3 separate regions of the Homo sapiens genome follow, and regions 1 and 3 are each linked to region 2. Evidence: chromatin loops called from intact Hi-C (ENCODE). Cell type or tissue: chondrocyte. All regions are shown on one strand.

What was found. Hi-C counts contacts between places; a loop is a spot of excess contacts. Peaks named below come from ENCODE experiments on the same cell type or tissue, not always from the same donor. Only the 100,000 strongest peaks of a DNase experiment are listed, where the experiment ranks them.
Region 1: it touches region 2 in a loop (4-fold over the local background); 5 of 110 quality-filtered maps call a loop at or near these places.
Region 3: it touches region 2 in a loop (3-fold over the local background); 4 of 110 quality-filtered maps call a loop at or near these places.

Annotation. Positions count from the first base shown.
Region 1 is chr16:66,022,849-66,030,848 of GRCh38, reverse strand. No RefSeq gene overlaps it. Among named protein-coding and RNA genes, the nearest start is that of CDH5, 340 kb to the left of the region's middle. RefSeq lists an enhancer at 224-723. In chondrocyte, a CTCF peak has its summit at 4,421; no DNase peak of the experiment used is centred here.
Region 2 is chr16:65,118,948-65,126,947 of GRCh38, reverse strand. CDH11 (cadherin 11) reads left to right here and starts at 4,885. Exons shown (of 13, transcript NM_001797.4): 1 at 4,885-5,068. In chondrocyte, CTCF peaks have their summits at 4,671, 4,883 and 6,806; DNase peaks (open chromatin) are centred at 3,267, 3,927, 4,607, 5,467 and 4 weaker places.
Region 3 is chr16:65,383,340-65,391,339 of GRCh38, reverse strand. The region is part of intron 2 of LINC00922 (long intergenic non-protein coding RNA 922); the gene reads left to right. All of the region lies in intron 3 of LOC124903780 (a long non-coding RNA gene), which reads right to left. Among named protein-coding and RNA genes, the nearest start is that of LINC00922, 190 kb to the left of the region's middle. In chondrocyte, CTCF peaks have their summits at 4,468 and 4,668; no DNase peak of the experiment used is centred here.

The sequences.
Region 1 (8,000 bases), 900 kb before region 2:
GCTCAAGCTGATTTGAGTCCTGAAGCCTGGCATGGGTGAGACTTCCTGGTTGCATGGGCCAATTTAATGGGTGGAAGCTTATTTCTCCACCCCAGGTTTGCCACCAGAGCCCCAAGTGAGGCACCTGGATGTGTCTTGGCAGCTAATGGAGACATAGGTCACTGTTTTGGTGAATTTCACCGAGGAACCAAGGATGCTATTATGAAGGACCCTCTGCCAGGCTTTTCTAAAGAGTCATGGGTAGGAGTGGGTAGAAAGGAGGATGGTCTCCTGTGTAGTGCAGAAGAACCACATCCAGCAAGGACTCCACCCCTTCAAAGAACCACTCTGTGAACTTGTAAAAATTCTTTTCCAGTCACTATCTTTCCTTTCCTCCTTCCTCTCATCACATAACTTTTCTCCAGTGAAACCTAGGCTTGAAGTGAGTTGAGGCAGAGTTTTCAGAACCTAAGCGACTCAGGCTGGAGGTTTTCAGGCACTTTCAAGCAGAATCTGGTCTGGCTGGCTGCCCAGTGCTCAGCCTGCCTCCAAGGCCCTGGCCTGAAGGCTGCTGGACCCTCACTGGGCTTGGGATTGAGTCCTCTGTTTGGTGAGTCATCTGCCAAAGAAGCACAATTAGTGAGAACTGCCTCTGGTGGAGCCAGCTGCATTTGCCCACCAGGGCCTGTTCCTGGGCCTCCTCCTCATTAGCCTTGACTTGGTCTCTGGTAGTAAGAGGAGCTGGCTCTTTGACGTTTGACACCTGCCTCTGGCCGTGAGTCCCAGAACCACCAAGCCTGGCTGTTCTCCGCCTTCCAAAGGCTAGGGCATGCAACCTGCTCCACTCTCTCCAGTGCGTTTTCCACTGCGATCTCCTATTCTCTATTTAACAGCTGCAGGTGTGTTCTGGCTTAACGCAGAGACTGACATCAGTCCACTCTATTGCTTCTCCAACCTCCTTTCCCCCAGGGCCCAGCAGAGTGGCAAATCAATGACTTAAAAGACTGATCCATTATGAATACTGAATAGTACCATATCTTTACTCCCTTCTCATATAATAGTATTATACATCCGTACCCCCTTGCCATATGACTTTGCAATATCTATAGGAAAGGTAGTGTACTTATCTCAGTCTCATTTCTCATTGACTTTGGACATGACCATGAAGCTTGTTTTAGCCAAGAAAATGCTAGTAGGTGTGGCAAAAGCAGGTTTTGTTTCTTTCTTTTTTTTTTTTTGGAAACAGGGTCTCACTCTGTCACCCAGGCTGGAGTGCAGTGGCACCGTCATGGCTCACTGCAGCCTTGACCTCCCAGGTTCAAATGATCTTCCCACCTTAGCCTCCCAAGTAGCTGGGACTACAGGTGTGAGCCACCACACCTGGTTAATTTTTGTATTGTTTTGTAGAGATGGTGTCTTGCTATGTTGCTTAGGCTGGTCTTGAACTCCTGGGCTCAAGAGATCCTCCCACGTTGGCCTCCCAAAGTGCTGGAATTACAGGATGAGCCACTGTGTCTGGCTTAATTGTATTTGTGGAGTTTTGCTCAGACTCTTGCAATTCTGCTATTTGCTATGAGAAGACAATGCCCGTATTTGCTGCTGGTCTTGGAGAGAGACATGGAGCACACCCAAACCTGCCCCACTTCCCCAAAGCCAGAACGGTAAATCTACAGACTTAAAAGCAATAAATGATGTTGCACCACTGAGAGTTTGGACTTGTTACATGGCAGTATTGGAGAAAAACATCTGCCTGTCATAGGCATCATCTGGGAGCTAGGGCTGTGTCATCTTTGTTTCTGGCTGTCTCAGATCTTAGGCATGTAGTAGAAATGCCAGAAACAATTTGCTGAATGGAAACAGGGACAGGGAGGGAGGGACTCTGGTGGACTTACTGTGTTTGGTTGACACTCTGCTCTCAGTCTGGGTCAGACTCCCACATTCAATCCATCACCAAGCCCAGTGGAATCTGCTGCCAAGATATAGCCCAGATTTGTGTGTGCAATCTCACAGTTGTAAGGTATTGAATCAAATTGTTATGCCACTCTACAAACAAAGTAAAAACACTTCTGTCCAGTCCATGGATCCTGAATGTGCCCTTCCTCTAAGCCCCTGACATTGGTTAAAACGTGAATGGGAGGATCCAGGAAGGCAGAATAGCAGTCAGCCTAATGGCATATCCTGTTCCTTGGAGAGCTCCTTTGGTCTGTTGAAATAGTTCAGATCTGACCAACAGAGCACTAGACTGAGAACTCAGGGTTTTGAGTTTGCATCCTGCTGCTAGTTTGACTTACTCTGTGACACTGAGTAGATCACTTTCTCCCCCAGTCCTTAGTTTTCCCATCTGCATAGTGGCTTTATCACTTACAAGCTGAGAAGGTAAGAATCTGAGAACAATTCACTAAACCTGTCCAAGTGTTAGTATCCTCATCTATAAAATGAAATACTGGCCAGGTGTGGTGGCTGACACCTGTAATCCCAGCACTTTGGGAGGCTGAGGCGGGTGGATCACTTGAGGCAAGGAGTTCAAGACCAGCCTGGTCAACATGATGAAACCCTGTCCCTACTAAAAATATGAAAATTAGCTGGGCGTGGTAGTATGTGCCTGGAGTCCCAGCTACCCGGGAGGCTAAGGCAGGAGAATCGCTTGAACCTGGCAGGGGGAGGTTGCGGTGAGACGAGTTCACACCACTGCACTCCAGCCTGGGCAACAAAAGCAAAACTCTCTCTCTCAAAAAAAAAAAAAAAAAAAAAAAAAAAAAAAAAAAAAAAAAAAAGAAATACTGCTGCTCATCTCTCCAGGTTAAACAAGGATGGAATAAAATGACAAATGCAGCCAATAGTTCGCTGCCTGGATGCACAGTCCAGTGGATGCTGCTGATAGTTTTTTGTTGTTGTTGTTTATTTCTGAGGCAGGGTCTCCTCTGTCATCCAGGCTGGAGTATGGTGGCATAATCATAGCACACTGCAGTGCCCAACTCCTGGGCTCAAGCCATCCTCTCATCTCAGCCTTTTGGCTAGCTGGGACCACAGGCATGCATCACCAAACCTGGCTAATTAAAACATTTTTTTTTTGTAGAGATGAGGTCTCACTATGTTATCCAGGTTGGTCTTGAACTGCTACCTCAAGCAGTCCTCTTGCCTCAGTCTTCTAAAGTGCTGGGGTTACAGGTGTGAGCCACTGCCCGCTACTGATAATTACTAACAACAATAGTAGATGGAAAATGACCGATTTCAAAGCAATGCCATAGATTAGCATGACCGTCTCCAGTGAAATAAACTTGCTTATAACTATCTTGAAGAAAAACAGAATAATTGATTCACATAACTTGAAACGTCAGGGGTTGAGCCAGGGCCTCATATACATTGTGATCTCTCTCACTTTCCTTCTCTATTTCCCTCTGCTTTCACCCCCAGTCCCTTCTTGCCTTTGCCTGGAGGATGCCCTTCATACCTTTATAGAATGTGATTGGCATGAACCCAAACCGAAATAGGACAGCTTTCCTTCCAAGCAATGATTCTGATTGGCTGCCCTTGGACCCATCACTGTTGCTGGAGGATGAAGAGCCACATGTGGCTGTGGCTGGATGTGAGCCTTGCACTGTAGCAAGCGTGTGTGGGGTGTGCTGTCCCCAACATTCTCTCCAGAACCCAGCAGCATGAGGGAGGTGTGGCTCTCTAAAGGAGACAGGCTGGGCTGCCCCTGAATGCTCTGCCTGACCTGCCTGGGACAGTGTGCAAAATCCTCAAGCCACTTGGTTCGTGGTAGATTTCATTTGGCAATTCAAGGTGGGGGGATATGCCCATAGACCTCTTTGCTGTAGGATGACTAGTATAGACTGTCAGGGGGATAGGAGGACCAGGTGGATTCAGCAGCAGTGATGTCTTAGATGATGAAAGGATTACACAGCAATTTGCATAAAAGCAGAATTGTCTGACATACACATGTGCAGAAAGCAGAGGCTGGATATTGTATAACATAATAAGCCAACTTGTGTTTACATGGCTGGGGAAGGCCTCATGCTTCTTTGTTTTTTATTGTGGTTGTTTTGTTTTGTTTTGTTTTAAGACAGAATGTCACTCTGTCGCATAGGCTAGAGTGCATTGGCATGATCTTGGCTCACTGCAACCTCTGCCTCCTGGGCTCAAGGGATTCTCCTGCCTCAGACTCCTGAGTAGCTGGGATTACAGGTGGCACACACCACCACACCTGGCTAATTCTTTTGTATTTTTAGTGGAGACAGGGTTTCACCATGTTGGCCAGGCTGGTCTTGAACCCCTGACCTCAGGTGATCCAGCTGCCTCAGCCTCTCAAAGTGCTGGAATTACAGGTGTGAACCACCATGCCCGGCCAGGGCTCATGCTTCTAAATGGAAACGGGTCAGCCAGCAGCGCATCCCTTGTCCCTGCTCTGTCTCCCATTGCCTTTCCCTATGAATCCTCTAGGTGGGGCCTCATCTCTGCCCCTTTAGACCTGGCTCTTCTTTTCTGGCATGCCACCTCTCTCTGCCTCCCTCCTGTCCATGTCCTATGGAGCTGCAGGCACAGCTGTTACTGCGTTCCCCTGTTTACAAGCCTCTGCGGATTCTTATTACCCATCAGAATAAAGTCTCAGAAACTTCATTATTTTCATATAAAATCCTTACTTTGCCCTCTTCTCCAGACCAGAATAAGCACATGTTGGAATATGATTCACCTGGATTTGAGTCTTGCTGCTTCTTTCATATGATTTTGAATTGGACATTCATCCTCTCTGGAGCTCAGTTTCTTGTAAAGTGCAGTTAAAATCTTTCTCTTCTCTCCCTCCTCCGTCTCTTTCCTCCTGCTCTCTTTTCATTCTCTTCCACTCTATCTCCCCCACTTTCCCTCTCTCTGCCATCTCCCTTATCTTCATTCCTTTCATTCTCCCCTCTCTTCTACTTTCTGTCACTTTCTCCACTTCTCTTTCTCCATTTCTCTCTCTCTCCTCCCTTCCTCTCTCCCTCCCCTGCACATATACTCTACAGTGATGTCTTGAGAATCAGGTGATAGCACAAATCAGAGCACCCAGAGAAGCAGAGGTGTAGATGGGAAACTCAGCATGTGCCTGTTGCCTAGTGTTCTCTGTTGCCTTGTACCTTTGTTGTGTAAAACAACATTTGTCTGGACTTAGCCCTAGGTGCCTGGTACAGAGCTTGTAAAACTCTTGGATTCCTTCCTTCCTTCCTTCCTTCTTTCCTTCCTTCCTTCCTTCCTTCCTTCCTTCCTTCCTTCCTTCCTTCCTTCCTTCCTTCTTTCTTTCTTTCTTTCTTTCTTTCTTTCTTTCTTTCTTTCTTTCTTTCTTTCTTTCTTTCTTTCTTTCTTTCTTTCTTTCTTTTTTGAGACAGAGTCTTGCCTGTCGGCAGACTGGAGTGCAGTGGTGCAATCTCAGCTCACTGCAACCTCTGCCTCCCAGGTTCAAGTGATTCCCCTGCCTCAGCCTCCTGAGTAGCTGGGACTACAGGCACATACCACCATGCCTGGCTAATTTTTTTGTATTTTTTAGTAGAGACAGGGTTTCACCATGTTGGCCAGGATGGTCTCAATATCCTGACCTCGTGATGGACCTGCCTCAGCCTACCAAAGTGCTGGGATTATAGGCATGAGCCACCGTGCCTGGCCAACTCTTGGATTTCTTTAGTGATAGGAGTATCTTTGTTACGCAGGATCCCCTTGGATCACACATGAGTTTATGCTGAGATGAGATGACTTGGGCTGGAGGCTGGTCACCAGGAAGACCAATCAGGTGGTTAGATTGGAGCTTGGAGCCAGCCTTACTTCCAGTAAGGTGAGGGAGGCTGGAGATTGAGTTATCAATCATGTCTATGTAATGAAACCCCAATAAAAACTGTAGACACTGAAGCTCAGTGGAGCTTCCTTGTTGGTGAATACACTGATGGGCCAGAGAGTGACAGGCCCTGATTCTACAGGGAGAAGGCACGGATGGATGGATGGATGGATGGATGGAGGGATGGATGGAGGGACGGATGGAGGGATGGATGGAGGTATGGATAGGTGGATGGATGGATGGATAGGTGGATGGATGGATGGATGGATTGGTGAATAGATGCATGGATGGATGGAGGGATGGATGGATAGGTGGATGGATAGGTGGATAGATGGATGGATAGGTGGATGGATGGATGGATAGGTGGATGGATGGATGGATGGATTGGTGAATAGATGCATGGATGGATGGATGGATGGATGGGTGAACAGATGAGTGAATGGATGGATGGATGGATGGATAGGTGGGCAGATAGATGGATGAGTGGGCAGATGGACAGGGAGAGGGCACGAAAGCTCTATATTCAAGACCTTCCTGGGTCTCACCTTGTTGTTTGGCTGGTCCTGATTTGTATCCTTTATAATAAAATTGTAGTAATAAGTATAGTGCTTTCCTGAGTTCTGTGAGCTATTTTAGTGAATTATCAAATCTGAAGGGAATACTAGGAGCCTTCACATTTGTAGCCAGTTGGTCAGAAGGGCAGGTGATGTGGGACCCCACTTGAGCTGGTGTCTGAGGTAAAGACAGTCTTGTGGAGGACTGAGCCCTTAGCTTCTGGGGTCTGCACTATGGGTGGTTAGTACCAGAACTGAATCACACTTCACGATTTTAGGGTGAAATAGAATAATCTTCCACTAGACTGCCCAGCTCTGGGCTCTACTCTTGTGACATCCCTTTCTGTCTGGATTGTTCCTCTGCTCCTTATTTGACCAGAAACTCTTATTCACCCTGCAAAACTCAGCCCAGATGCCCAGCTCTTAGAGGTTTTCCTTCTCAACTTCTTATTACGGAAAATTTCAAACATATGCAATTAGGGAGAATAATACAACCAACTCTCATACACTCATTGCCAGCTTCAACAAGCACCAACTTCCTGTTGTTCTTGTTTCATAATTTACCACCCCTACCCCCGAACTTTCAGAGACTCCTCATGGTCTCTGTAATGAGAACCAAGGTGCCTTCTGGGGTCAAGGAAGTGAAGACTAGGCCAAGGTCATCCTTCAGGGAGTGTGGCAGACCTGGGGTTTAGCTGCCTTGCATCAGTGACTTGTATGCAGAGGAAAATGAAATGAGAAATGCACTTACATAAAATCTGAATTGGCATGACAAGCAGATTTACAGAGAGAACTGCGTGTCGTTTGAAATAATAAGACCAGCATTGTTTAGAAGGCAGCAGATGGGAAAGAGCACACATCTTGTCAGCCAGAACTCGGGTTTATCTAACAGCCCTGTGTTAGTTCAGTTCACCAAATATGTCTCCATGGGTGAGGGGATAGGGTGGGCTTCACACCTACTCTGGAGGCTGGATATTAGCAAACAAGTGGTCATGAGCAGGGGAGTGAGGAAGGGTTGGGAGGAAGGGTGGGAAGGAAGGGGCTTCCAGGGGTTGCTGACATATCATCTCTCCTCTTAAAGATTTTTACTCTACCCTTTCTCTCTTCCTCCATCCCTTCCTCCCTCGGCTGCCTGTGGAGCTCTAGCCATGCCAAAGCCTGGGCTGGGAGGTGGTGATGGTGGTGGTTGTGATGATCATCATGATAAAGATGATAAGAATATGTAATAACAAGCACTTACATTGGCTTTAGCGCGTGGCAGGCACAGTTCCAAATGTTTCACATGTGCTCACTCATTTCATCTTACAAAAAACCTATCAAGGTCAATCGTTACATTATCTAACTTCCAGAGAAGAGACTGAGAAAGAGATGAAGTCACTTGCCCAGAGTAGCAGAGCTACTAGACATGCAGAGAGGAATAAGGCACATGGCTGCCAGCTTGCATGGGCTCCCACAGGCCAAATTTAGATCAATTTTTGAGTGTCAAACAGAACAATACTGTATTCATGAGTCTATGGTTGGTAATAGACTAGGGGAGAGAGAAAGAGAAAGAGAAAAAGGGAGAGAGAGAAGGGATGGGGGAGGAGAGGAACTCTTCTTTACAGAAAAATGCCAACTAATCAATGTAGACAGAATGAGAAAATTATCATTTTTCAACCTCCAGT
Region 2 (8,000 bases):
TAGGGTACAATGTGATGTCTCAATACATGAAATGATGAGTAGCACTTAAAAAGCCCAGGATTTAAACTCTGGAAAAAACCTTCTTCAGAGCTCATTTCAGGTAAGCTCTTATTTGCAGTTAGGGAAACTGAGGCTCAGAGAAAGGAAATGACTTTCCCAAGGTGACTCAATGAATTTGTGGCGGATCTAAGATATGAACTCAGAGCCTCAGCCCCCAAGCCTGGCACATCTCATTCTACCTGACCTCAATCAAGCCTTATTTAGACAATTTACAGTGTCAGAAATTTTGAACTGCCATAATATTCTTGGCCAGTTTTATAACCAGTTCTAAGATAAGATTAATCTCTATAATTATTATAATTCACAATTGTAGCATGTCTCTTTTCTTGCTCAGGTCATTTAAAATGTGATAATAATCAGGCCTCATAATTAATAATAGTAATTAATAACTTTCACTTATGAAGCCTATGCTCCAAGCTTAGTGCTTTTGGCTCTAGGTATGTGAGCATGTTGAATCCCCACCACAATCTAGGCACAGATAGTAATGCCCATTGTATAGATTTGGAAAGCATATCTCAAGGAGATAAAGTCTTTAGCCAAAGTTATGGCGCTAAGGAGTGGCAGAGCCAGGAATCAGACAGATCAAAGGCCTGTGGTCCTCCCACCTTGCTCTAAAGATCCAGCTGTGGGAATATCTTCCTGAAGTGTCTGATTCAGAAATGGTATTCCCATTCCATCTTTCTTAACTTCCTCCTCTGCCTGGGGAAGGCGTGGTTGGAGCCCACTGCAATGTGATGAAACTAACGCCCCGCTTGGATCTTGCATCACTCTTTACACCATTTACCAAAGGATGCCTCTAGAGCAGGAAGCTTTGAGAAGACCTGGGGAGCCTGGAACTTCTAAGTCTAAACAAGGAACTGACTCAGCAGGGTCTGGCTATCTTCAGAGTCTGAGGAGAGGCGCATCAAAGGAATGACAGCCTGGTACCTTTGATGAAGGAACTGACAGGAAATTAACAGCCTCGTGCAGGCAAGGACAAAGACAAGAAAAGGCCCATTTGGGCCTCATATCTCTCTGGATTGGAACCCGCAGGAAGCAGAAGGGGCTGTTTAATCCTGGCTCCAGAGCAACCGTGAAGGCTGGCTTCCTCCCTTGAAGAAGAACAAGGTGAAGGAAAGGTGAGGCAAGTTAAGATAAACACCCAAACTTCTGGCTGGCTGGCTGAACTGAATCTTTCGATTTAAGCTGTCAGTGGGTTCTTTTTTTTTTTTTTTTCTATTCTTTTACTTTTTTAAATCTAAACTGTAATCACACAATACTCCACCCAAGTGCTTGATAAGGATTTCTAAGACAGATCCTAACACAGTCATAAAAAAATCCCCTCTGAAATGTGCACTTTGTACTGTGTCTATGAGTAGGTGTGTTTAAAATGTCACGAACTGGAATGCCTAACTCTAGTTCCCAGGAATTAATCACTTAGAAGAGTGAAAGGGGGGAATTAACTTTCTTTAAAACTTATAAGGTTCTCCAAAGCAGCAGCCAAAATAGAACTTGCTGAATAGAAATATGGTTATCTTTCCATAAGAACTAAAAATCTTTTTTTAACATATTTTTCTCTGAAACTGCTTTGCCAAGTTTCCTCTTGTGGATTAGCTGCAGGTCACAGATATTCTGGGAATAAAGATATGAAAGGATTTTTTTTTCTTTCTTGGTTACAATTCAATGATTTTAGTAAATTTATAGATTTGTGCAATCATCACAACTATCTAGTTTTAGAGCATTTTGATTGCCCAACAGAATTCCCTCAAGTTCTATTTGCAGTCAATTCCTGTTCAAATCCTCAGCCCTGGGCAACCACGGCTTTATGTTTCTATAAGTTTGCCTTTCCAGTTCATATAAATGGCCATTTCATATAAATGAAAATCATACAATATGTTGTTTTTCATTTGGCTTTCAGCATATGTTTTTGAAGTTCATTCGTGATGTAGCAAACATCAGTATTTCTTCCCCTTTTATTGCTGAACAATATTCCATGGTATGGATACACCCTGTTTTCTTTATCTACTCACCAGCTGATGGGTATTTATGTTGTTTCTTTTGTTTATCTGCTCACCAGTTGATGGGTATTTGTGTTGTTTCCAGATTTTGGCTATTATAAATAAGGCTGCTATGAACATTCTGGTGTGTGTTTTTGTGTGAACATGTTTCCTGTTCTCTTGAGTAGAATCCTAACTTGCTGGGTTGTGCAAAGGGTTATTGACTGCTGCTATACACTAGGTTCCATCTGATTCAGGTGTGTAGTGTCAGTGGAAACTTATCAAGCAGTTTTTAACTTACTTTTTAAAATCGGCTGATGCACCCATTACTAAAGGGATGGTCTATAAAAACAACTGTTGTGATTCGATAAATGCTGAACAGAGAGGAGAGGTCAAAGTCCAGCTAATGTCAGCTGACATGTGGCCAGGTTCATCTTTGGACACGCTTCCAAAAGGGAGTTTATGAAACTTGCTTCATGGATCAAGAGATGTCCTAATCATTACAGATCCCGGGCATCTTTGTATAATATATGTATGATCAGATTGATCGTGACTTCACACTCCCTCTAGGACCACGTGGAAGGGTTGAGAAAATCCAGGCAATAGTTTGTAGCCAAACAAGAGCAAAACTCGAGTACCTCTGAGGGAAAGCCGGACCCCTTGTCCATCCTCTCCTGTGTAAGTAACTTCATTTATAAGCTGAAATGACGCCACCAGATCATCCTATTACCATCACCATGCCTCATTAGAGTGGGGACTTTCGGCGGTGGCTTGGGAAGTACCCAAAGTTTTAGGGGTTACAGCAGAGGCCAAAAAGGCAGACAGAGGAAGCAGGGTAGAGCTCTGAAAAGGTTCAGGGCCAGGGACCCACAGGGGGAGGCAGGAGTGGCAGGCACCACGATCTGCTCTCTGGCGCTCTACAGGAAAGCACCGGGAGTCAATGTCCTCGCGCGTCCCTTGCGCAGAGTGTGGTGCGAGGTTGGGGGGTTACTGGAGACCCAGGGGGCTATCACCTTGGACACCTATGGTGGGGGGAAGGCTGAGGAGTAAGATAACCGGGCAGCTGGAAACTTACAGCTCTTCCCCCGCAGTGGAGGAATGAGGAGTTCAAAGGCCACGTCCACACAGAGGGTGACAGAGGCATCCTCTCCGCGCAGGACGCGGACTGGGGGCAGGCACGCAGCGCCACCCGGATCCTGGAGTCGTCAAGAAAAACGCGGGCGCGCAGGCCGAAGAGGGTAGGTCCCGGGGCAGCCTCGCCGGCACCCGCCCCCGCGGGCGTCTCCCCAAGCCGTGTGGAAACCCGGGCGGCTGCGGGCGCTCGGGACCCGCGGGCTGGTGACCAGGAGCTGGAGGGCAGGGCTCGGCCGCTCTTGCCTTAGCCCCGCACTGGGGTTCCTTCCCCATGCGCTCAGGATCCCAAGCTTTCTCTTCCGTTTTCGGCCTCTTTTTCCGTTAACTCCTGGGCCCGTCTCCTCCCCTCTAGCCCTTTCAAACTGCTTGGCTGTGGCGCCCAGCTTTCCCTCCGCAGCCTCCTTCCCCGTCTTTTTCGCGGGTCCATCTCTTCTCCTTTCCCAGCCTCATCCCCGTCCCCCTAGGCGGTTCCTTTTTAGCCTTCACCCACTGGCGTCTCCACCTTCCTCCGCCTCCTCTCTTGCCTCCACCTCCCACCCTGCAAACTTGTTCAAGCCAGGGGTCCCCACACAGGCATGGTTGTTCCCTGCTGGGTGTGCGGATCCCCACGCCGTTCCCGGTACCGCGAGCGCCCCGCCCAGTCCTTGGCGTGATTCCTAAGCCCCGGCCCTGCCAGCCCTTTCTCCCGGCGACTCGGGGAGGGAGGGCAGGAAGCAGGCCCGGGGAACCCTCACGGTAGCGAGTCGTCAGTGAGGGGAACAGCGGAGGAAGGAGCTAGGACTCCGGCGCTGCGCCCCATTAGGCCCTTTCTCCCGTAGAAACGCACACTCCACCGGGCCCTGGCGGGTCTGTAGCGAGGGAGTGGCAACAAGTGACACTACCGGCGGGGGCCACTGATACCTGGCTGGGGTAGGGGCCAAGGCACCCTCCCAAAAGCTGGAGCGAGGCCGACCCCGGCGAAGCGCTCCCCGCGCACCCCTCTCCGAGGCGTTGCGTGGGGGGCACTAGACGAGAGGAGAGCTGAGAGAGAACGGAGACTGGGCTCTTCCCAAGTCCTAAGTCTCCCTCCCCGCCCGACTTCACCACCAGAGCCACCAGAAGAGTTTGCAAGGGATGGGAGATTGAGAGGGGTGGGGGCTGGGCAGGAGCCGCCAACGTTGAGGGATTTTTGGAAGGTGGGGTGGTGGAGTGAGAAAGAATAGAACGCGCTCCCGAATTCCCAATTGCTTCCCTCACTTGGACGATACCTTCCCCCAACCACCATCCCGGCCCGCCAGGCGAGAGCCCAGCCTGGCCAGCTGGAGCGGATTTGGGGGAAGGAGGAAAATGGGGGCTCCCAACCCCTCTCCAGCTTCCCTCCGCCGCCCTCCCTGATTGGCTGTGCGTCCCTGGAGCCCAACTTCAGTCGCTCCAGACTCCATCTGAGCCCTGAGGGAGTCGGAGCGCCGCGCCACGGGGCGGGAGGGGCGGCCACGAATCCAGGGGTTAGCATCTCTGGGCCCCTGGGGGGAGGGGCGCGGACGGGGTCGGCCCCCGCAGCCTCTGCGAGGCCCATCTCGCTGCCTCTCGCAGCCTCGGCTTCTCTCAGCCCCCGCCCTTTCCTTCCCTCACAGCGGCAGCCTCCCTCCTCCCGCCCCCCCCGCCCCGCACCCGCCTGCCCGCCCGCCACCTCCCCCCGGTTTCTCATTCCTGCCACTAGCGCGCTCGGCGGCTCATTCCGCGGCCGCCGCCAGCTGAGGGGAGCGTCGCGGGCCGAGGAGCAGATGCCGCGGGGGCCGCTCGCAGCCGCCGCTGACTTGTGAATGGGACCGGGACTGGGGCCGGGACTGACACCGCAGCGCTTGCCCTGCGCCAGGGACTGGCGGCTCGGAGGTTGCGTCCACCCTCAAGGGCCCCAGGTGAGGTGCGCCGCCAGTCCCTTCCTCTCGCCTGGTTGGGGCTTCTTGGAATGGGGGGCAGGATTTTCTCAGGAAGAGAATGTCTTGGCGGGGCGGGGTGGTGAGGGGGACGGTGGTATCTGAGTCGAGAAGGCTTCACTAACGCAAAGCAAAAGGGAGGGAGAGATTTGTTTAAAAATCAGAAAGGGAGAAGGGAGCCAGCTGTGGGCGCGGGCAAAGCAGGGGACGGAGGCTTCAGATGTGCGCTCCACGACTCTCCCTGGCTCCGGCCTCCTGTGGGGTCTGCGCCGAGGCCACAGCAGAGGGGGTTTGTACCTGGCTGGGGCAAGAGACTGCAGAGCAGACCTCCGGACACGCCGACTGTCCCCGGTCATATCTCTGGGGAAAGTCGCCCACGGCGCGGTGCCCGCCAGCCCTGCGCCGCTTCCCCAAAGCGGCGACATGACCGCGCTCTGCGGGGTTCTTACTCCATCCTCCCGGATCCCTGCCGAAAGCTCCCCGGGGCTTAGTCCCTGCAGTCGAGACTGCCGGGTAAGCCCGGGAAAACGGAAAGACCCCAGCTCCGGAAGGAGATTGCCCGCACTTTAATAGCGTGGGTTTGGGGCCGCCGACTGTGGTTCTGGGGCAGCAGGCTGCGGTGCGCTACAGCCCTCCAGCCCGAGTCTCTGCGGGAGCTCTGGCGCCCGTTTGTAAGCTCCCACCAGCGCAGGAGTAGGTCCATGAGCGGCCCAGACTCGGGCTCGCCTCTGGCTTGGGATTGGCGAAAGCTGCCAGGGTCAACGTTAACTTTGAGAACCACACCTTCCCGAAACCTGCGCCGCTTCTCGGAGCGCGCCAAGCCTCTCTAGCTCCCGGCACGCACGGCCTCCCTCCCTGCGCTCTGCCCCGGAACGCGAGCCGGGAGGTGGGAAGCACTGAGAAGCTGGCCAGATGGGGAGGACGGCGAGGAGAGCTCCCTTCTCCCCCCTCCCCAACCCAGAGGAACTGTAGGAGGGCCCGCCTCACGCTGTGAAGCGGAGTCCCCAGAGAAAGTGGGGTCGGGGGAGGCTTGCGGGTCCGGCTTCCTTGTCCGTTTTTTTGCCGAGGCCCTGCTTTCGCCCGGGGCTCGCCGCGCCTGCCTCTCCCGGGTGAAAGGTTTTCTAGGTGCTAGAAGAAGCCCTGTTGCTTTTGCTGATAATGCAGTAGGAATTTCATGGGCCATCACACTGCTATTAAGAAATCGCATCTTTTAATTATTTAATACCATCCCTGCCTGACGACGGGTTATCCCTAAGGGATGGGAGTGGGGGGTTGTTCTTGAAACCCGGCTGTATGAGGGTATAGATTTCACTAAAGTCTTCCCCCTTCGTCTCCCCCTAAAGAAATCGTGCTACGATCGCTCTGAAATCTTTTCTTATTTTCTTCTTCTAATCATGGCTATCGGTTTAATATGAGGCAGTAAGTTTTCGTTTTAATCACAGGGAGGCTACCATAATTAATCTGGCTAGAGGACGGATCAATTTCCTCATCACTTGGGCTTGCAGCAGACGTCGATGGTTTTGCGGGGTGTCTGGATTTCCTGGGGATGGGGATGCAGATGTGTTCTCAGGAGCGAGGATCCTGTAGCATCGCATGAGCACATTTGCCAGGCTGGGCTCTGAGCGCTAGAGCCTAATATGTTGGCAGAGAAGAGAAGGGACTGACCTTCTTTTCGTTAATCCTGGAATTGTTTTTCCTACAAATACGTAGGTGCAGACACCAGAACAGAAATATTAACTGCCCAACCCTAGCTGCAGGGAGCCTGGTCTTCTTCCAATAGGACAAAGGAAAAAAAGTTACAAAACAAAGGGACAGAGTTGTGGCCAATACGAGAAGCACTCTGAGGCTCCAGCTACTGAAGTTCCTTAAATGTAATCTCTGATTCCAAGTTTTAGAGTTGGCCAGTGGGCTCTGGAATTCGAACCTCTGTGAAAAACTGAAATCCAGCCTAGTACAAAAGGAATGTGAGTGCTTTTCAGTAGAGACCAGGGAAAGGCATCTGAAAGGCCAGGAAACTTTGCTTGAGTAAGGATTATCTTTACATCTTACTTTTGAAACATTGTAAATTAAGACATTAAAATGTCTTGCAGGCATGCACTATTATTAATAAAAATTATTACTATCATTTTAGTTGTTACTTCAGAGTCTGCATAAACTGGGCATTTTATGACATTGTTTGAAAGAATAAACCACCCTCCTCACCCCTGGGAAAGGGGGAATGAAGGCAGGCCTTGGAAGGATTGAGACTGGATAATCTGGCGAGCCCCAGACATGTAGATTTATTCAAATGGCTGCTTATTGCTGCCTAGGAAAATAAGCTTTTAAAATAGTTCTAACTGAAGCAGTGGACCATCTTGATAGCACTTCAGAACTTTCATTACGTTCAGCATTCTTATCAGAACACCAGACAGTAAAATTACTAGAAACCTAAATTCTATTTTCAATTAAGATGCAATCTTTTGTTAATTTGAAAATTTAAAAAAAATAGTTATGGCGCAATTTTTTTTATGTCTTAGAACTCATGTTCCCTCTGTAGAGTGGTGGCTGTGGATGTGCATGTTTGATTGTTTATTTGTGGGAGGAGGGGGCAGGGGACAGACTTGGAGAGCCACGCCATGATTTGGGGGAATACGGATCAATTTCATGCTCTTTTAATGCACTTGTCTTCATAATTCATGGTTTTTCTTCTCCTTTGAATAGAATTACATGGCTGCTTTGTAAAGATTCTGGTTTGGGGACCCTCATATGGGAAACGCCATGACATTGACCTCGTGGTCTGATTTACAATGCCAGTACTGCGCTCCCAGGAGCATAGCATGTCCTGGAACCTTGCCTGTGAATGCCTGTGACTTATGAAGTGGTAACTTATGAAGTTGGTAAACTTTGATCTCTTATATTCAAATCTGTTTTCAGA
Region 3 (8,000 bases), 260 kb before region 2:
TTGGACTGTGGTTAATTGTAGGTAACTGAAACTGCAGAAAGCGAAACCACCACGGAAAAGGAATGACTATTGTATTTAAAATATATATATATATATATATATATAATGAAGTCAATTTACAAGACAACCAAAAGCAACTTAGTGGCTGTTATTTTAGATTTGGTATATTTTTCAGAAACAGTTCTCTAGACTACAGAGACTTCCTAAAACATATTTTAGCCCAGGCCCTAATTTCTTGGAGAATATTGTACATGATGATTTTGTGTGCATGTCTGTATACGTTGTCTAGTCAAATAAATACTTCTGGCCAGGCATGGTGGCTCATGCCTGTAATCCCAGCACTTTGGGAGATTGAAGCTGGCAGATCACTTGAGGCCAAGAGTTTGAGACCAGCCTGGCTAGCATGGTGAAACCCCATCTCTACTAAAACTACAAAAAAATTGGCTGGGTGAGGTGGCGCATGCCTGTAATCCCAGCTACCCGAGAGGCTGAGGCACAAGAATCACTTGAACCATGGAGGCAGAGGTTGCAGTGAGTTGAGATTGGACCACTGCAATCCAGCCTGGGTAACAGAGTGAAACTCTGCCTCAAAAAACAAAAACAAAAGCAAATAAATACTTCTGTGTAATTATGTCTAATTTGATAGAGCAAATCAAATGATAATAGGACCAGTTTCTTTGGTGATCCATGGCTTTAAACACAGAAACCTTCTGGATTTTTATTTTAAATTACATTATTTTATAAATAAGTCATCTTGGAGTGGTACTTATCCCGAATGTGAATGATACAACTGACCCAACCCACTAATGGAAATACAGAGATTATGTTGTCACGCCCCGAGGTAGTGCTGAGCCTGTTGACAGGTGATACTTAATGGGGCTGAAGAGGGTTATTGAGGACTGTCTTTATCTAATGGATAATCTATTTTTGCCATAAACCCCCAGTTGGAATTAACTCTTTCCTCAGAAAAGCATGTAAAACACTTGTCCATAAACCACAGTGGTCAAATGACTGCCACCCCTAAATACAGACACCACCAACACTACCACCGCTGCAGAGAGAGCAGGGGCAGAATTCAGCATTCAGGTTGGCAAAACAGAGAGCTCCGCTGAATACTCAAATAAGCACAGATATCAATAGGAAGCATGTTGGAAGGAAGCAGAAATAAATGGAGGTATACCCTTACTGATGTATACACTTAACTGAGAGATAAGGGATCTGGACTGGTTCAGGATTCATGGCAGAAAGTGGGGTCACACACACATAGACACCCACAATATGGCTTTTTCCAGTTGTGTGTCCATCAGACACAGTTGTCAAGCATTTCTACCAGCACTTCTGGGAAGAGGAATGAGAGGTCAACATCAGAACTGGATCGAACAGCCCTCTCTGTAATTGCACTTATCTTATTTCAGATGATAGTTAAAAATGCCTTTCTCTGCATGGCACACTTCACAAAGTTTTCAATACAGAATATAGGCTCACTCATGCTTCACAATACAAGGTATCCAACAAAGCATGGTGAGGCATACATGACCTTTGCATTTGGGCCACCCAGTTCTGTCTTATGCCACCTCTGTGACCTTGACAAGTGCCTTAGCCTTTACAGGTTTCAAGCTCTTCATGTTTAAATAGCGATATTAATAGTACCAATTAGAGTTGTGAGGATTTATAATAAGTGTTAGCTATGATAATTTTATTATCATCATAATTAGTATTATTACCAGGATTATCATGTTCATAAATCCTTTAAGGGACTTCATCTTTCTTTTAGTTATTAAAGTACAAAGGATGGAAAAAGAAAGATGGTAGAGAAGGACCAAAGAGTAAAGAAGGTAGAGAGGGATGGTAGAGAAGGAAAAAGAAAGAAAACAGGACAGAAAGAGGAAAGAAGGAAGGAAGGTAGGAAGGAAGCAAGGAAGGAATGGAGGGAGGAAGGAGGGAAGGAAGGAAGGAAGGGAAAAATAAGGAAGAAACTATGATCTTATTAGGATTGGGAAATACTGTGTATTTATTTCAATTAAGATTCAGATGACCAGAACAGGACAAAGCATAAAACATGTCTGTTTTGTAGATGTCTGCCTTGAGTTATTTCTGCTTGGGGATATTAAGCATTAGAATAGCTCTTGTAGATTCAGCTTTCAGAAGGCATGCCAAGATCTGAGTGGCTGGTTACAATAGGAAGAGGATGAAGACCTGTCTAGATTCCCGAGTGGATATTCAACAGTAGCTGGACCCTCAGTCTGCCAAGAGGCAACACATTGAATTCAGACTTAGCTGGGATAACTGTTTGAGCATGTGGAAGTGATGGGAGAGTAATGGAGAAGAGATTTCTAGATAGCCATCATTACCAGCATCAGAGGGAAAAAGGGGTAGCCAAGTAGCAGCCCAGACAGTAAACAGAAACCCTGTGGTGAGGATGGAGTCTTGACTCCAGAGAAGAAGTGCAGAAGCTCCCTTATGGGAAAGTTTCCTACAAAACAATGTTTGGAGGGAAGTCCCAATCCTGAGTGTTGAGCAAGAGTCTATATAAATAAGATCAAGTTTCATCTCCACTTGCAACCCTTCAAAAACTTTCCACTTCCTGTAAAATTCTAACTTCTTGTTAGGGTTGGCAAGTGTCTAAATGATATGGTTTGGCTGTGCACCACAACCCCCCCCCACCAAATCTCATCTAGAATTGTAGCTCCCACAATTCCCATGTTTCATGGTAGAGACTCAGTGGGAGGTAATTGAATCACAGGGGTGAGTCTTTCCCATGCTGTTCTCATGATAGTGAGTAAGTCTCACAAGATCTGATGGTTTTATGAAAAGGAGTTTCCCTGCACAAGTTCTCTCTCTTCTCTGCCGCCATGTAAGATGTGACTTGGTCCTGCTTGCCTTCCACCATGATTGTGAGGCCTTCCCAGCCATGTGGAACTGTGAGTCAATTAAATCTGTTTTTTTTATAAATGACCCTGTCTTGGGTATGTCTTTATCAGCAGCATGAAAATGGACTAATACACTAAGTGATCTGGATCCTGCCCAGTCTCCTGGACTCCTCTTTTGCTACCTGCTCCATTTCCTTGAACATACCAAGCTCTTCTCATTGTGGGCCCTCTGCACTTCCTTTTACTTTTTATGGTAATGTATTTCTGCCCATCTCCACATGATGAGCTTTGTCTCATCACTCTGGTCTCAACTCCAATGCCATCTCCTTATAGAAGTCCTCCTCTGCAGAGTAGACTTATTGTATACGGTACCACCATGTTTATTCCCATTAGAGCATGTATCACAATCAATAATCACTTTGTTTCATTTTTTACTCTTATTATCTCTCTCCCACTGTCTCCAAGGGCCATGCTCATCTCGTTACATTCCACACTGCTATATCCTCAGTACCAAGCACAAGATCTGACAGTGGACAGATACTCCAGAAATACTTGTTGATTAGGTGGGTGAAAACTCTTAGGGCAGAATACGATGCTCCACAGCTCATGTGCTATTAACTGTGCAAGGTTAACATGGTAACCTGGTCAGGAGTTCCTGCCTCAATAAGGTTCACTAGAATCAGCCAGGTAAGCTATGAAATCTGTTTGAATCACAGTATGTGTATTCCCAATTTGGCTACATGTTGTAACTTAAGAACAGATACTTGGTGGAAGAAAGAAGCAGAGGATCACATTAGTGTTTCTTAAGGACAATAGGTATGAGCAGTAACGGTATTAGTGGAGGGTGTATTATGCAGGGCACAGGAGAAAGAACGCAGCTTCTCTTCCATCTCTAGCAAAGAAAAGGAAGAACCTCTTTTCCCATGTCACTACTGAGGGCTTCTTTGTAGAATTCTAAGAGTGGAAGGAAGAACTCCACTACCTCCTCACTTACAGATCATGTCAAAAGAGAATTAGAGATTTTTATTCTATGAACACTGCATCGTTTGACATAAAAGGAGAACATTTTTTAAAAAGTTTAGAAACATTTTGATGCTGTTTGATATTGCCATCCTGAACTTTTTGGATATCCCATAATATTCACAAAAGAAACTTTTAAAACCCAATTTTAATGCTTTAGTGCCAGTTTGCAAACCAGGTACAATTCTCATCTGATTCAAGATTTAAATAAAAAGACAAAGAAACAAAAAACATTTTATGAGAATTCAGTATTTGAGAAATATGGTTTCCAGTCACTCAGAAGAGCTGTAGAGATGGAAAACATGTGGTGTGAATAATATATGCCATAGACAAGGCAAATATGTGAAAAACTTATATTTGTACTTTTGTTTTTGCTACACAGTTTACACAAATCACTGCCTAAGCATTAATATTTATACTCCTAAGCGTTTTTTTCTACCATGCCCATCAAACTGTTGCATAATCAGAGTAGTCAGTATATCACATCACACAGGGGAGAACAACTTACCGGCCTCAGTTCCTGTAAATATTTTTCTTTTGTGCTGGATTAAGGTTATCCTCATGGTAGGGGTCCTTGTGGAAGTAAAGTATGCCAACATATTTTATGATTTAAAAAAATATGGACACTTCATGACTCTACAAAAAGTTGGTGTTTATATTCTGCATGGAAGATATGTTTCTGACCTAGCCCCTGAAGTTTTTGAGGTTTATTCATCCTGAATTTATTTTTAAGCTAAAGAGAGGGCCCTTTTCTGCAGAGAGATATTTTGCTTGGCAGAAAACACAAATACCGAATTCATTCTTGGGTTATGGCATGTTTGAAAGTGTTCCTGCTACCCCTACGCTGCCTAAAGAAGGTAAGCACTTTTGTACTACCTTTGCTAAAATAATTGTAGGACTGCTTACTATCTTCAAAACATAAGCAGCTAAAGCTCTTTGCCCTGGTGTCCAAAAGCATGTAGATTTGACCTCAATCTTCCTTTATCATGGTATTGATTTTTCAGTGCTTCCCTTTTGTGTGAGAGAAGATAGGATGGCACAACAAGTGTGTGAGTTTAGGGTAAGGCAGACCTGACTTTGCATCTTGTTTCTGCTTCTTAATATGTGCCTGATTTTACTTATTCCAAATATAACTACAACATTTGGATCATATGGATAGGCAGTATCAGCAAGTGGTTAAGCCTTCTGGCTCTAGAAAAAGGACAATCTGAATTAAAATACTAGCTACACGTGACCTAGTACAAGTGACTTCGTTCTCTAAAACTTTAGTTATTTCACCTTTAAAATGGGGATGTGTAACAATACCTGTTTCACAGTTGGTTGTGAGCAGTATATGTATATCAGCTAGCTGTTGCTGCATAACAAACTAACAATGCTCAATGGCTTAAAACAACTGTTTATTTTGGCTCATGAGTCTACCGGTGATTTGGGCAGCTCTTCTGTTTTACCTGGGCTCATTTTTGCTTGTATGTTCAGCTACAAGATGGGTAGGTGGCTTTGCCGATCCTGTCTGAGTTCTTTCATGTGTTTGGGAGTTGGCTAGCTCAAGATTCTAGAATGGTCTTTGCTGGAAAAACTGAGTTTTCTTTCTCCAGTAGGCTACTCTGGACTTGTTCTCATGGTGGTTGGACAAAGTTCTGGGGGAGACAGAGGGTGGGGAGAGAGAGAGAGAGAGATTGAAAGAGACAAAAGGAGAGAGAGTGAGTGAGTGAGAGAGAGGAGATGGAGACAGAGAGAAAGAGAGATTCAAAACCTTTTGAGGCTTGGGCTCAGATCTAGTATAACAACATCTTTGCCACAAAACAAGTCCAAAATCAGAAGGCAGTTACAAAGTTGCAGCAATGTCCACAGCTACAGGGAAGTCAATTATTTTGGCCAAAAATACCACAAAATTCAAAATGCTTAGCATAAAGGGTGATCATATTGTAACTGCTTAATAAAAAGTTTTCTGTCATGACAGATTGGATATTGAACAATAGAATTATGCTGAGGATTAAAAGCTCATAGAGACAACCCTAACGAAAGTAACAGCATCTACGATGAAATAGGTTATCACAAAATAGTGTCAATGATGCCCCCTGTGGCCTAGACCAAAAACACCGTATCTCCTCTTCTTTTTAGATGTCTTTGCTATGGATGTTTACCCACCCTAGGATGCTGTGATAGTTAATTTTATGTTTCAACTTGACTGGGCTAAGGGATGCCCAGAAAGCTGGTAAAACTTGGGGCTATGTCTGTGAGAATGTTTTTAGAGGAAATTAGTATTTGACTTGGTAGACTGAGTAGAGTAGATTTCTCTTCCCCATGTATTTTATATTTATAAATTGTATTTTCCTTTTTAGCTTAAGAAATATTGGCCAATCTGATAATGGTGTGAGTAGAAGCCAACCAATCCTTTGAACACCTGAACAGAACAAAAATGTGGAAGGGTGAATTTGCTCTTTCTGCTTTAGCTGGAATATCCACTTTCTGTTGCCTTCGGATGTCAGTGCTCCTGGTTCTCAGGCCTTCAGACTGGGGAGTGGGACTTACATCATTGACTCTTTTGGTTATCAGGCCTTTGGGTTGGGACTGGAACCAGCTTTCCTGGGCCTCCAGCTAATGTATGGCAAGTTTTGGGTCTTCTCAGCCTTCATAGTTATGTAAGCCAATTCCTCATAATAAATCTTTATCTATATATCCTATTGGTTCTGTTTCTCTGGATGCCCTTTCTCTATCTCCATAGGTCACAAAATCTTCTCCAAGGTCTTACTTCTGATTGTTACTATCCCTCATGAGGTCATCCTCCCACTAATCCTACAGAGATCTTATCTGCACATTGTGTCATCCAGCTACTTCCTTCCTAGATTTTGGTTATGTTGACGTTTTTATCTCCTTGTTGATTCTACTCACTTTAAACAGAGACTGTTTAAAAATCATATGTTTTATTTCCTTCTGCACATGATAACTACTTAACAAATATAGGTATTGGGAATTAGTGTGTAAAAGAGAGAATCAGGGAGAAAAATAAATTGTATTTTCCTTCTTAGCTTGAGAAATATTGGCCAATCTGATATTAAATTATTCTTTTACCGCATACTGCATGGTTAACTTGAAGAAATAGAAAGACCTATAATTAGGTTCAATATCTTATTTTCTCTCTGTTTACTTTTATGTTTAAAATTTTACCATTAGAGATGTGTTTCTTATGTCTAAGACATTGTTATCCCTTAGAATGTCTCCTCTATAAATTACTTTTATGGTAATTGATGCAGTGTTTCTGTATTAGTCTGTTCTCATGCTGTTAATAAAGACACACCCAAGACTGGGTAATTTATAAAGGAAAGAGGTTTCAAGGACTCACAGTTCCACATGGCTGGGGAAGCTTCAGAATCATGGCGGAAAGCAAAGGAGAAGTAAAGTCATGTTTTATATGGCAGCAGGCAAGAGAACTTGGAGGAGTTCAGGAGCTCCCATTTATAAAACCATCAGATCCCATGATACTTATTCACTACCAAGAGAACAGTATAGGAAAAACTGCCCCCATGATCACATTATCTCAACCTGGCCCTGCCCTTGACATATGGGGGTTATTACCATTCGAGGTAAGATTTGGGTGGGGACACAGCCAAACCATTTCCGTTTCAAATGAGGTATTTACCTATATTAATTTATACCTAATAACTCGCTTATCCAGATGCCAGCCTGTTCTCTTGACCCTGTTGGTCCCTTAGTCTTGACCTGGAGTCCACTGATATGTATTCGAATTGGCAACTGTTTACATTCCCCAGAAATAATCACTTTGTGTCCAAAGACTTAGAAAATAATTTTGATTTTGCTTTATATCCCTGACAAGTGAGGGATGTGAACTTGCCCATGTTTTTTATACATTTTACTGCTCTACGTTTCTCCAGAGTCAAAATTAAACCAACACCCACCCTGAGGGTAGGAGTTACAACTAGTCACAGGTGACATATGACTTTCTTGTCATCCTACAGGCCAAATTTTTTATGCTTTGCAAAACCATTCATTTCCAGGTTGTCAGAGAGCCTTATATTGTGCTTTCTGAGTTTTTTTTTTTTGAAGGGGTATGTCAAACTGGTATTAATTTAGGGGTTTATTTTTTAATAT